Regions from separate parts of the Homo sapiens genome. Here region 1 is linked to region 2. Evidence: read pairs that join two places in POLR2A ChIA-PET (ENCODE). Cell type or tissue: OCI-LY7. All regions are shown on one strand. Links, peaks and the distances in the headings refer to the core of each region. The heading gives the core; the rest is flanking DNA.

The links. ChIA-PET counts read pairs that join two places held together with the same protein. Peaks named below come from ENCODE experiments on the same cell type or tissue, not always from the same donor. Only the 100,000 strongest peaks of a DNase experiment are listed, where the experiment ranks them.
Region 1: POLR2A ChIA-PET joins it to region 2 with 5 read pairs; 3 of 35 experiments call an interaction of 5 or more read pairs at or near these places.

The regions. Positions count from the first base shown.
Region 1 is chr10:26,154,934-26,160,323 of GRCh38, reverse strand. MYO3A (myosin IIIA) reads right to left here. Exons shown (of 35, transcript NM_017433.5): 26 at 2,809-3,014. Among named protein-coding and RNA genes, the nearest start is that of GAD2, 59 kb to the left of the region's middle. In OCI-LY7, for the core only: CTCF peaks have their summits at 2,198 and 2,401 (motif pointing right); DNase peaks (open chromatin) are centred at 2,413 and 4,133; H3K4me3 peaks cover 1,162 bases; H3K27ac peaks cover 2,463 bases.
Region 2 is chr10:26,088,216-26,093,605 of GRCh38, reverse strand. It overlaps MYO3A (myosin IIIA), which reads right to left. Exons shown (of 35, transcript NM_017433.5): 15 at 5,201-5,390. Among named protein-coding and RNA genes, the nearest start is that of GAD2, 130 kb to the left of the region's middle. In OCI-LY7, for the core only: no CTCF peak of the experiment used is centred there; no DNase peak of the experiment used is centred there.

The sequences.
Region 1 (5,390 bases), core at 236-5,235, 67 kb before region 2:
CATTCTCTTGGCCTTGGCACTTATTACTTCACATTGCTTGTTAACTTTCCATGTCTGTGCCTCTGGTGATTCTAACTGGACTGTCCAATATTGAAGATCAAGCCACTTCTAAAATTCAGTGTCTCCCACAGTGCTTAGCATGGTGCCTTATACATTAAAAAATCACTGAAATTTAAGAGTACTTATATTAATATTACACTCATAATATCTATATTACTATTTAAGCAAATTAAAGATCTCATTTTTTTCTGAAACATGAAGTGCATGATAATAAGGTCAAATTTTAATCTTAATTTGATATTTGAAACTCCTTTGTATCTAGTATTTTTGGTTTACCTGCTTTCATGAGCAGGATGGAGAATTTACCTATTAGCCAATAAAAAAATTCCATTTTTTTATTTCTTAGTTTTGGTTATAAAATTGTGTCTGATCTGTAGGAAGTAAAGTTGATGATTAGCTGCTAACTAGATTTCTGGACTCTAAACTTGAGGTTTTGGTTTGTCTTAAACTACTATAAGGATTGGCCAACACAAAAGTCATATGTTTATGTAATTTTGATCTCCATCATGAAAAAGGTAGTAGAGTTTTCTTGATTTCAAAGCATTCCAAATAAATAATCCCAGGTCTCTAAAGAAAACCAAAATCAGCTGGGTGCAGTGGCTCACGCCTGTAATCCCAGCACTTTGGGAGGCCGAGGCTGGCGGATCACGAGGTCAGGAGATCAAGACCATCCTGGCTAACATGGTGAAACCCCTTCTCTAATAAAAATACAAAAAATTAGCCGGGCGTGGTGGTGGGCACCTGTAGTCCCAGCTACTCGGGAGGCTGAGGCAGGAGAATGGCGTGAGTTTGCACAGAATGCAAGCTCACTGTGAAGCGGAGCTTGCAGTGAGCCAAGATTGCGCCACTGCACTCCAGCCTGGGTGACAGAGCGAGACTCTGTCTAAAAAAAAAAAAAAAGAAAAAGAAAAAAAAGAAAAACTAAATCAAGAACTACCACAAATTTGCTGAACATATAAAAATTAGCAGAAATAGGCCAGGCACAGTGGCTCATGCCTGGAATTCCAGCACTTTGGGAGGCCAAGGTGGGCGGATCACGAGGTCAGGAGATGGAGACCATCCTGGCTAAAACGGTGAAACCCCGTCTCTACTAAAAGTACAAAAAATTAGCCGGGCGTGGTGGCGGGCGCCTGTAGTTCTAGCTATTCAGGAGGCTGAGGCAGGAGAATGGTGTGAACCCAGGAGCCGAGATCCGGCCACTGCACTCCAGCCTGGGCAACAGTGCAAGACTCCGTCTCAAAAAAAAAAAAAAAATTAGCAGAAATAATCAGAATTCTCATCACATTTAGAAGGAGTCTTGGTTACTCCAAGTAAAAGAATGGCTAATAAAATGCATAAAGTTTTACGGAGGAGGGGAGGAAAATTAGAAATCAAGTTTGATGTGCAATCACAAAACACGGTTTTGTTCTTAATAGTAATTTATATACTTTGAAAAAGGGTGAAGAATATTATAAATGGGACTTCCTCAAATACTGGGTTTCACCTGAAAATTTTAATAGACTTCATCTTTAAAAATGGAAATTTCATTATGTTTAATGACCAATAGAAATGATAGAACTGAAAAAATATAAAAAATATGGGCATTTAAAATATTAAATATATAAGATATTGAACCTTCACATTACTAATAACGTATTACTCAATAAAATATATTTAGTATATAGCTTAATTTATTTTATGTTAATCTCAAATATTAAAAGGAACTCCTTGGCTGGGCGCAGTGGCTCACGCCTGTAATCCTAGCACTTTGGGAGGCCAAGACGGGTGGATCACAAGGTCAGAAGATCGAGACCATCCTGGCTAACACGGTGAAACCCCCATCTCTACTAAAAATACAAAAAAAATTAGCTGGGCATGGTGGTGGGCACCTGTACTCCCAGCTAGTCGGGAGGCTGAGGCAGAAGAATGGCATGAGCCTGGGAAGCAGAGCTTGCAGTGAGCTGAGATCGCGCCACTGCACTCCAGCCTGGGTCACAGAGCCAGACTCCGTCTCAAAAAAAAAAAAAAAATAAAATAAAACATTCCTTATACCAATTGATTCTTTTAAAAAAATTTATGTTAGCTTTTTAAATTGACACATAAACCTAATTGTTTCATCTTCCAAATCACCGTTAGAGACAGTATCTCATTTGATCATTATAAGGATCCTATCAGGTAGTTAGAGCAGATTTGGTAGGCGAGTAAAGTGAGGTTAGGGTTATAGGCCAGGGTTTCTCAGCCTCAGCACTGTTGAGATTTGGGGCTGGATAATTCTTTGTTGTGGGGAGGCCATCCTGTAAATTGTAGAATGGCTGTTTAACAGCATTCCCAGGCCTCTACCCACTAGAGGTCAGTAGCATCCCCCCACGCCCCTACACCACACAGGATGTGACAACCAGAAATGTCTCCAGACATTGCCAAGTGTCTTTTGAGGGGCAAAATCTCTCCCAGCTGAGAATCAGTGGTATAGGCCTACAGTCACATAGCAAGTGGCTGAGCTAGGGCGAGAACCCAGATTCTCCAACTCCTCAGTACAGAAGCTCACGCCTCTGGATCATGCTGCCTATACCACATAGTACCACCCATCTGTCCAGAGTCTTTCAGCCTCAGTTAATAGCTATCTTCTTTTTTCAACACATAATCATTTGCATGAACAAAATGCCTCCCTCCTAGACCTCTAAAGATTTTTTCATATTATGTTTCTTATAATTCTTCTGAATGATTTTTATATAAACTGCACAATAGAAACTGAAAAAGAAATCCACATACCGCTTTATAAAGTTAGCAAAAAGTATCCGATGGGAGAATCCTAGTCTTCGAATTCTTGCTGTTTCCAGAATTCCTGTGTACCGAAGCTGTAGCAGAACTTTCTCTTTGTCATATTTTCTTGCCTGACGCTCACTATTTGGTTTGATGCAACGGACAAAATGAGGTTGGCCCACCACCATTTTAGACAACAAATCCATCAGGGAATACTATAATACACAACAAAAATAAATTTCCCAATGTAGCATACAAAAACGTATGAGCTTGTAGGCCTTTCTTTTTACTACAAGAATAACATTCAAAAAATGAATGTTATAAATGCTCCCATTAGTCACAGTAAATGGAGGAAAATCTGTTTTAATGAACATTTTATTTATAGTATAGTTCTAAAAAATACAGATTTACTTATAAAAATGTAGAGGCAGTAACTAGAAATTTAGCTATTAAAAGTTTGCTTATAAACCATTAAGGCAACTTTAATTAACAGATAAAATTATTTTTGATGTAGTTTGTAAGCAATTATATACTCTTAGGCTAACTTACCAAATTATAATATTATACAATCTTACTAATCCTTCTTATATATTAATTTCCTTGTCCAACTCTCTCTTTATAGATGGTAAAAAAGGGAATACTTTACAACAGACACTGGAGCTTATTGGAGGGTGGAGAGTACGAGGAGGGAGACGATCAGGAAACATAACTAACGGGTACTGGGCTTAATACCTGCATGATGAAATAATCTGTTCAACAAACCTCCATGACACAGCTTCACCTATATAACCAAACTGCACATTTACCCCTGAACTTAAAATACAATTAAAAAAAAGGGAACACCTTAATCCCTGTTAGGATCATCTCTTAGTTTAAAATAAGGACAGAAAAGTCAATAGCGTTTAATATGTAAGAAGTAGATATAAGCAAAGTGAAATCCAATTAAATATTTTCATCAGTTCTAATTTGATCATTTTCTTATTTATTTTTGGATAATTTAAAAAATTCACATAGATATGAAACTGTGTTCTATAGCAATACCTTATTAAAACAGTAGCCAATTACTAGACAAGTAAGTATAACATATTAGGATAATCAACTAAAAGTGGAATCCCAGAAAGCGAGTATCTCAAAGACCAGGATCACATTTATTGGTGAGGTAATGTATGGACACAAATAGCAATTGACGGCTGGATCCCGTTTAGTGTTGGAAATGTAAGAGCCTACAGTCATAAAGCCAGTGCAAAACAAATGCTGAAATTGGCAACCGACAAAGCTCTGAATTTGCATGGCTTCCTCTTGGGCACTGAGGCTCAGATGTGATCTTTTCAAACAGCTGGGCCTGTCACTTTGGAGCCTTTTTCATTACATTTATCTGTAAGTCATCATTCCTTTACTCGTGCGAACATCTGCCAAGTACTGGTGGTACAGGGGTGATACTCTAAGCAGGACCTTCCTGCAATTTAGGCGCTGGTTTTTCTGAGGGACTAAAGCATAGTGTTACACTGTGTTCAGTCTTCTCTGCAGAATGAAAATAGCTTTAAAAACACACTTCATGTTAGGTGGGATTATCTTCTATCATTTCTCACTTCAGCCTGAAGATTAAAAAGATTTCATGAACTAATCTGGTTTAAACATACATACAGTGTTTGATGCCAACAACAGTGGTATGATAATGGTGTTGGGTAACTCACTTAAAAAAAGGAAACAACTTGGCTGTAAATACGTTCAGTGATTCACCTATGCTGCATTTCTGATGTAAAGTGAAATGTATTAGCAACAAACGTCAGGTATTAAGCATATAAATGTACTGGCACTACTCAAAGATGATTAAGTACACACTGTCTTCTATGAGCTTCGGACTTAAAAAATATTTAGTAAAGGTACTCATATATTTTTTAAAGAATTTTATGTTTCTGCTAGAGAGTTGGATACATTCACTGAACACTTAGAGTAAATTTAATCTAATTTCCTCCACCTCCTCCACATTAAATTACATAAGTAATAACTCCAAGTTTTAGTGGTATTTTCTTCATTTTCATTGGATGGTTAATAGGTTTTTATCAGAATAGGTAAACAAGAACTGGAACCAATAATGGGAGGGTTATCTAGAGCACAGAGGAAAAAAAAGTACTTGGTTTTTTTCTTTTATCCTACATTGCCCAAGGAAGGAAGGTCGCCTTGATCCTATGCTAAGCACACTCTCTTAAGCACGTTACCGCATCTTCCTGATGACTCTTCTCCTCGCACCATTCCTACACGGGCTCTATTTTCCTTTTGAGGTTTTTAGCTCTGTACAGGCAGGGTGATATGAAATGGAGATGGATGCTCAGCCTTGCCCTATCTGTCTACTCTAAAATCATTCAGGATGGGGAAGGAGAATTGGTAGTTATCATAGCATTGAAGTAAAAATCCTTTTAGGTTTTATTCTAGTGGAAATGCATTCTGTTCTATGGACAAATTTTAATCAAGGTATAGACTTTCATTAAGATTGACCTGGGATACAATAATTTCACAGGTAGAATGTAAAAATAAACCAATCTGCAGATTTTGAAGGTAGATGCTAACATATCCTGTATCTAACAATAGTA
Region 2 (5,390 bases), core at 280-5,279:
AACAGAAGAAAAATTCAGGGAGGTAGGAGAGGAATCAGGAGAATCTAGTCATGGGGCAAAGAAAAGTGAAGGTTTCAAGAAAAGGGGTGGTCCAGAGGCTGGGTCCTTTCCTTCAGAACCCATCCTATTCTGTTACTTGTTGTGGTCACCAGTGATAATGCAAGTAACACCAACATTGCATACAAGTGAAGTTAGAACAAAACTGAAAGTTTCCTTTAGTTCTTGTCTTTTCTCACCACAAAATAATAAAAACTTCTCTACGACTGGCACAGCATATAATTCAGTTTGCTTTCTTCTAATGAAGCACACTGACTGTGCACTTCACTCATGTACATTGTATCAGTTAAGTGCTAACAATGTGATTGTTAACATTAACTAATACAGTGCAATTGTGAATGTTAACACTGTACTACATTGTTCACAATGTACACTAATTGTACATTGTATCAATTAAGTGTTAACAATCATGATCACATTTGTATCAGTTAAGTGTTAACATTTGTGATTGTTAACAATGTACATTAATTGTACATTGTATCCGTTAAGTGTTAAAACTTAGACAAACAATATTAATGGATTTCTCTTCATCAGTTTACATTTATTGAGAATTATAATTTGAAAAGATCTGGAGATACTATTGGGAATATACTGATCTTCAGCGGACAATCAGAAAGTTAAAGAAACAGGAAAAGAACACACCTCCAAAGCTTACCCGGGGTCACGAACCATATCAAGCTGTGCTTAAGAACACAGAGCACTACAGTATCCCACACTTGCTAATGTTTTCAGGGGTTCCCAGGTCAGGACCGCCTGGGGACAGACATGGGGTCTTGCAAGTTACCAAATATAATTTCTCTTATTGTGGCCTCATTCCTACTTGTGGATCTTCTAACACTTCTTCAGAGTGAGTTCCACTCAGCTGCTTGCAGGAAGGCCCTCAGGGCTGTCTCATATGTGTGTTCACCTGCTTTGCACCCTGAAGCTTACCTGTGCAGCCAAGGCCTCTGACAGCCTCAAACGGTGTCAAAGTACTCACAAGGGTATAGCTTAACTCACCTGTGAAACCTTTGAATCTTCAACGAAGTGGCCAACAATCAGACTTAGAAAGCTAATAATGAAGGTTTGCATTCTTTTTTTTTTGAGACAGAGTCTTGCTGTGTTGCCCAGGCTGGAGTGCAGTGGCACGATCTTGGCTCACTGCAAGCTCTGCCTCCCAGGTTCATGCCATTCTCCTGCCTCAGCCTCCTGAGTAGCTGGGACTACAGGCGCCTGCCACCACACCTGGCTAATTTTTTGTATTTTTAGTAGAGATGGGGTTTCACCGTGTAGCCAGGATGGTCTCAATCTCCTGACCTCATGATCCACCCGCCTCGGCCTCCCAAAGTGCTGGGATTACAGGCGTGAGCCACCGCACCCGGCCGAAGCTTTGCATTCTTAAGGCACTACAGGGTATTCGTAAAACAACACTTTCAGTTTTTCCTTTTTAATCACAGCTCCCTCCTTGTAAACTCTCTCCTCCTGGATATGCAGTCTCCTCAGTCCCCTCCTCTTGCCACCTACCTGCTCAATCTTAGCAGATGAACTCATTTCCTACTTTCATGAGAGACTAGAAACCAATGAGTGATCAGCACGTTTTATATCATACTGTGAGCTGTGTTACCACAGGAATCCTGCCTTACTTGGCTTTATGTCTCCTGTGCCTAGCACACAGTAGGCACTCAATAAATATGTGTCAAATAGACGGATGGCTGGATGGATGCATGAATGGTGGGCTTGGGAGTCAGACAGAAGGATGAGGCTTCAAACTCCAACTCAGTCATTGCCAGCTTTTTGACATTAAGCAACTTATTAAAATTCTCTTAGTTTCTCACTTTTAAAAGAGAAAATGACACCCTGTCACATGACTGGAAGAATTAAAAGAGATAATGGCTGTAAGGTGCTTAGTGCAGTGCCTGACATAGAGTAATTGCTCCATAAATACATTTCCCTTTCTCCACAATGGAGAGGACCATGTCAGCCACTTATTTATGTCTCCTATAGAGTCCTGTTAAGTGCTGGGGACATCAGAGAAATGCAATCAATGCTTGCTGAACTAAACTGTAGTAACAGGAGGAAACTGCAATGGAAATAGCTATAATTTGTATTTATGAGAATTATCTAGCATTGCCTTCAATAGGTTCATCTTATTCTTGAAATTAAGTAGCCTCTTTTAAAATTTTCTCCTTGAAAACTATCTATGTTTAGAAAAGGATTTAAGTCACAAGTTATAAGATAGTACTATCATCATTAGAAAGGTAATCTAAAAATAAATGTGGTCAGAGATTGAGCTGGGATGACATCGCCAGAGGCAAAAACCGAAGAAAAGAACAAAATGTCTTAAAAGAAAGGGTGAGTTCATTAAAAAAAGATACTCGTCTGCTCTAATTCTTCCCTGCTCCTCAAATCATTCTACACTCTTCTTTGTCTTGCTCTGGGACCCCAAGGGCCAATCCCTACAGCCTGCAATTCTTGGGCTCCCTTGCTCTCTGGCTTCCATATGGGTTCAGCCAATAGGAAGCACAGGCAGGAAACAGGCGAATGAAGGAGAGAGAGGCTGGGATGTTATCCCCTTGCTCTCTCCCTGACTGGCTGTGTCCCATTAGGGCCATAGCTCCAGACAGGCAGCCCCTGATCCACAGCTGCAGCTGGCACCAGGCACTAGTGCTGCCCCTCCCTCCACCTGCAGACAGGAAGGCAGCCATGGCTCCTCACCCCTGTTAGTCCATGGGCTTCTCACCATTCATTCTTGGCTCTTCAATGCCCATGTGATCTCTGTAAACAGTTTTCTCAGTTAAAACCCTTGAGCTTGTTCTTTCTGTTCAGTACCCTGATTGATAACAGTGCAATTAAATTTATAATTTGTAAATGTACCTATTAAGAATTCTTCCATCAATCACATGTCTGATATTTTCATATTCATAGGTCACTCAAAGCTCCTCTGGAACTTAAAAATGCAATTAAATTAGGTGAAAGAAAAAACAGATATAAAAATGGAAAAAGTGTTATAAATTAAAGACAGCTGTGCTCAAATTATAACTGAGTTATATTTCCACTTGATTGTGAATTTGGAATTTGGAATGCTTTTCCCCAATAAGCAAACTTGTAAAATTAGAATAGTTCCTTAGGGGGAAAAAAACTACTTAATTCACAGCATGCCTTAAATATAATCCTGACTATGCTATTTCTTAGAATGCATCCTACGATATTTCAGTAAGCATTAATGATATTATTTCTATGGTTACAAGCTCAGGGCCTCATTGTGTAACTCCAGAGTGTTCTGTTCATGTGCTCTTCTATATGAACTGAGTTCCTGCACTCAACTCCATAGAATACACCGTGAATTATATCCCTTGACATTGTGCAACATGGTGGTGCCATCTACCAATTAGTTACTCTTAAGTAGTTCTTCCTGAAGGGCCTGAAGGAGAAGCTTACACAATTATGAAAGCAGAACAAATGGTTTTGAGAACTAGCTAAGTTTCCACATCTGCTAAGATCCCGCGGTCCTTCTAGTTATGGGTGGCAACGGCACTGACACACATGTCCACTGAGTTTTGGGCACTGGACAGACATCAATAAATAGTATCTGCCATTTACTGAACATCTTCAATATCCCAGGTACTGTGCTATATGTTATTTCTAATCAACTATTAACACTACTATTACTACTAATGGCTTAAACTTATGGGGTTCTTAATATATGCCATTCATTGTGCTATATACTGTAGGTACCTTGTCTTAATTGATAGGTAGGTACTAATGCTATTTCATTTTAAAGATGAAAAACAGAGGTGCAGAGAGGTTAAGTAAACTGTTTCAAATCATACATACAATGAATTACAGAGCCAAGATCCTGTAAGAATCTTTAAGGTTTAAATATCTTACCCAAAGTGGATTAAAACGGTGTGGTACCACAGTTGAAAGCCATATGTGTTTAATAATCATTCCTTCCATTTTTTTTTTTTTGAGATGGAGTCTCGCTCTGTCACCCCAGCTGGAGTGAAGTGGCATGATCTCGGTTCACTGCCAGCTCCGCCTCCTGGGTTCACGCCATTCTCCTCCCTCAGCCTCCCGAGTAGCTGGGGCTACAAGCACCCACCACCACGCCCGGCTAATTTTTTGTATTTTTAGTAGAGATGGGGTTTCACCATGTTAGCCAGGATGGTCTCAATCTCCTGACCGCGTGATCCACCCGCCTTGGCCTCCCAAAGTGCTGGGATTACAGGTGTGAGCCACTGTGCCCGGCCTCCTTCCATATTTTTAATTGAAGACCAAAGAGTAATTTTCCATATTAGGAGCTGGACTCCAGGCAACTTCTATTCATGACTTACTCATGAATTGAATGACACCAAGCTTGAAGGCACTTACATTAAATAATAATGTACTAATATAAAACAAGAGCTTATTATGTTACTGTGAATTAACATGACATACTACTACAATAATGTAGAGTATGTTTAGCATAAAACCAACATAAGAAAAATGAAAGATTCTAACTTGCCATGCTTTTAAGCAAAATAATGTAACCACCAGGGTACAAATCCAATGTGTAACGATAGTTTCCTCTTTAGAATAACAAAGATGTTTTGTGAGACAGGAGAGAAACTTTGTCATTAAGCTACAAACCCGCAAAAGGAATTCATTCAACTTAATATCAAAGCATTATGAAGAGTATTGATGGCTTAAATCAGCCAGCAATAAAAGGTCAATATGATAAAGCTCCTTCCTGAATCTTTTATTTGGTCCCTTGTATATAAACATAGGAAGAATAGAATACAAAGATCTATTTATATATGCTAGCATTTAAAACAGAAAAGGACTCAGTTACTTCTAATTAAATTTCACATTAATTTTGTATAGATAAATATATTCTCTGCTATGTCAGAATGGTCTCTAATTTACGCTGTTAGTACCTCTATGATGGGCTTAGGTTTTCTATCTGGCAGCATAAATTTTAGGTTATACATTAATTCCTCTATTGGATGTAACATATATTTGAGAATAAGACAGTGCTGATGGATCTCTTCATTCTCAATAGTAAGTGCTTTGCATATAGTAAGTGATAAATAAAATTTTATTGAATGAGAAAGACATTTTACTATTAAAGTATTATGTTTGCTTCTGCTTCCTCCAAAATAGGAGAGATTTGAAATAAACTTACATAGCTTGGTGGATAACTCGGGATTTTTCCAGGAGATATTCAGAAATCTGTGCTCCCACTACCGCTCCAGAAGAGGTGAATTTCATTTCTAAGTATTTTCCAAATCTGCTAGAATTGTCATTTATAATAGTGCAGGCATTGCCAAAGGCTTCTACCAAATTGTTCACTTGTAAAATCTTCTCTTGCAAGG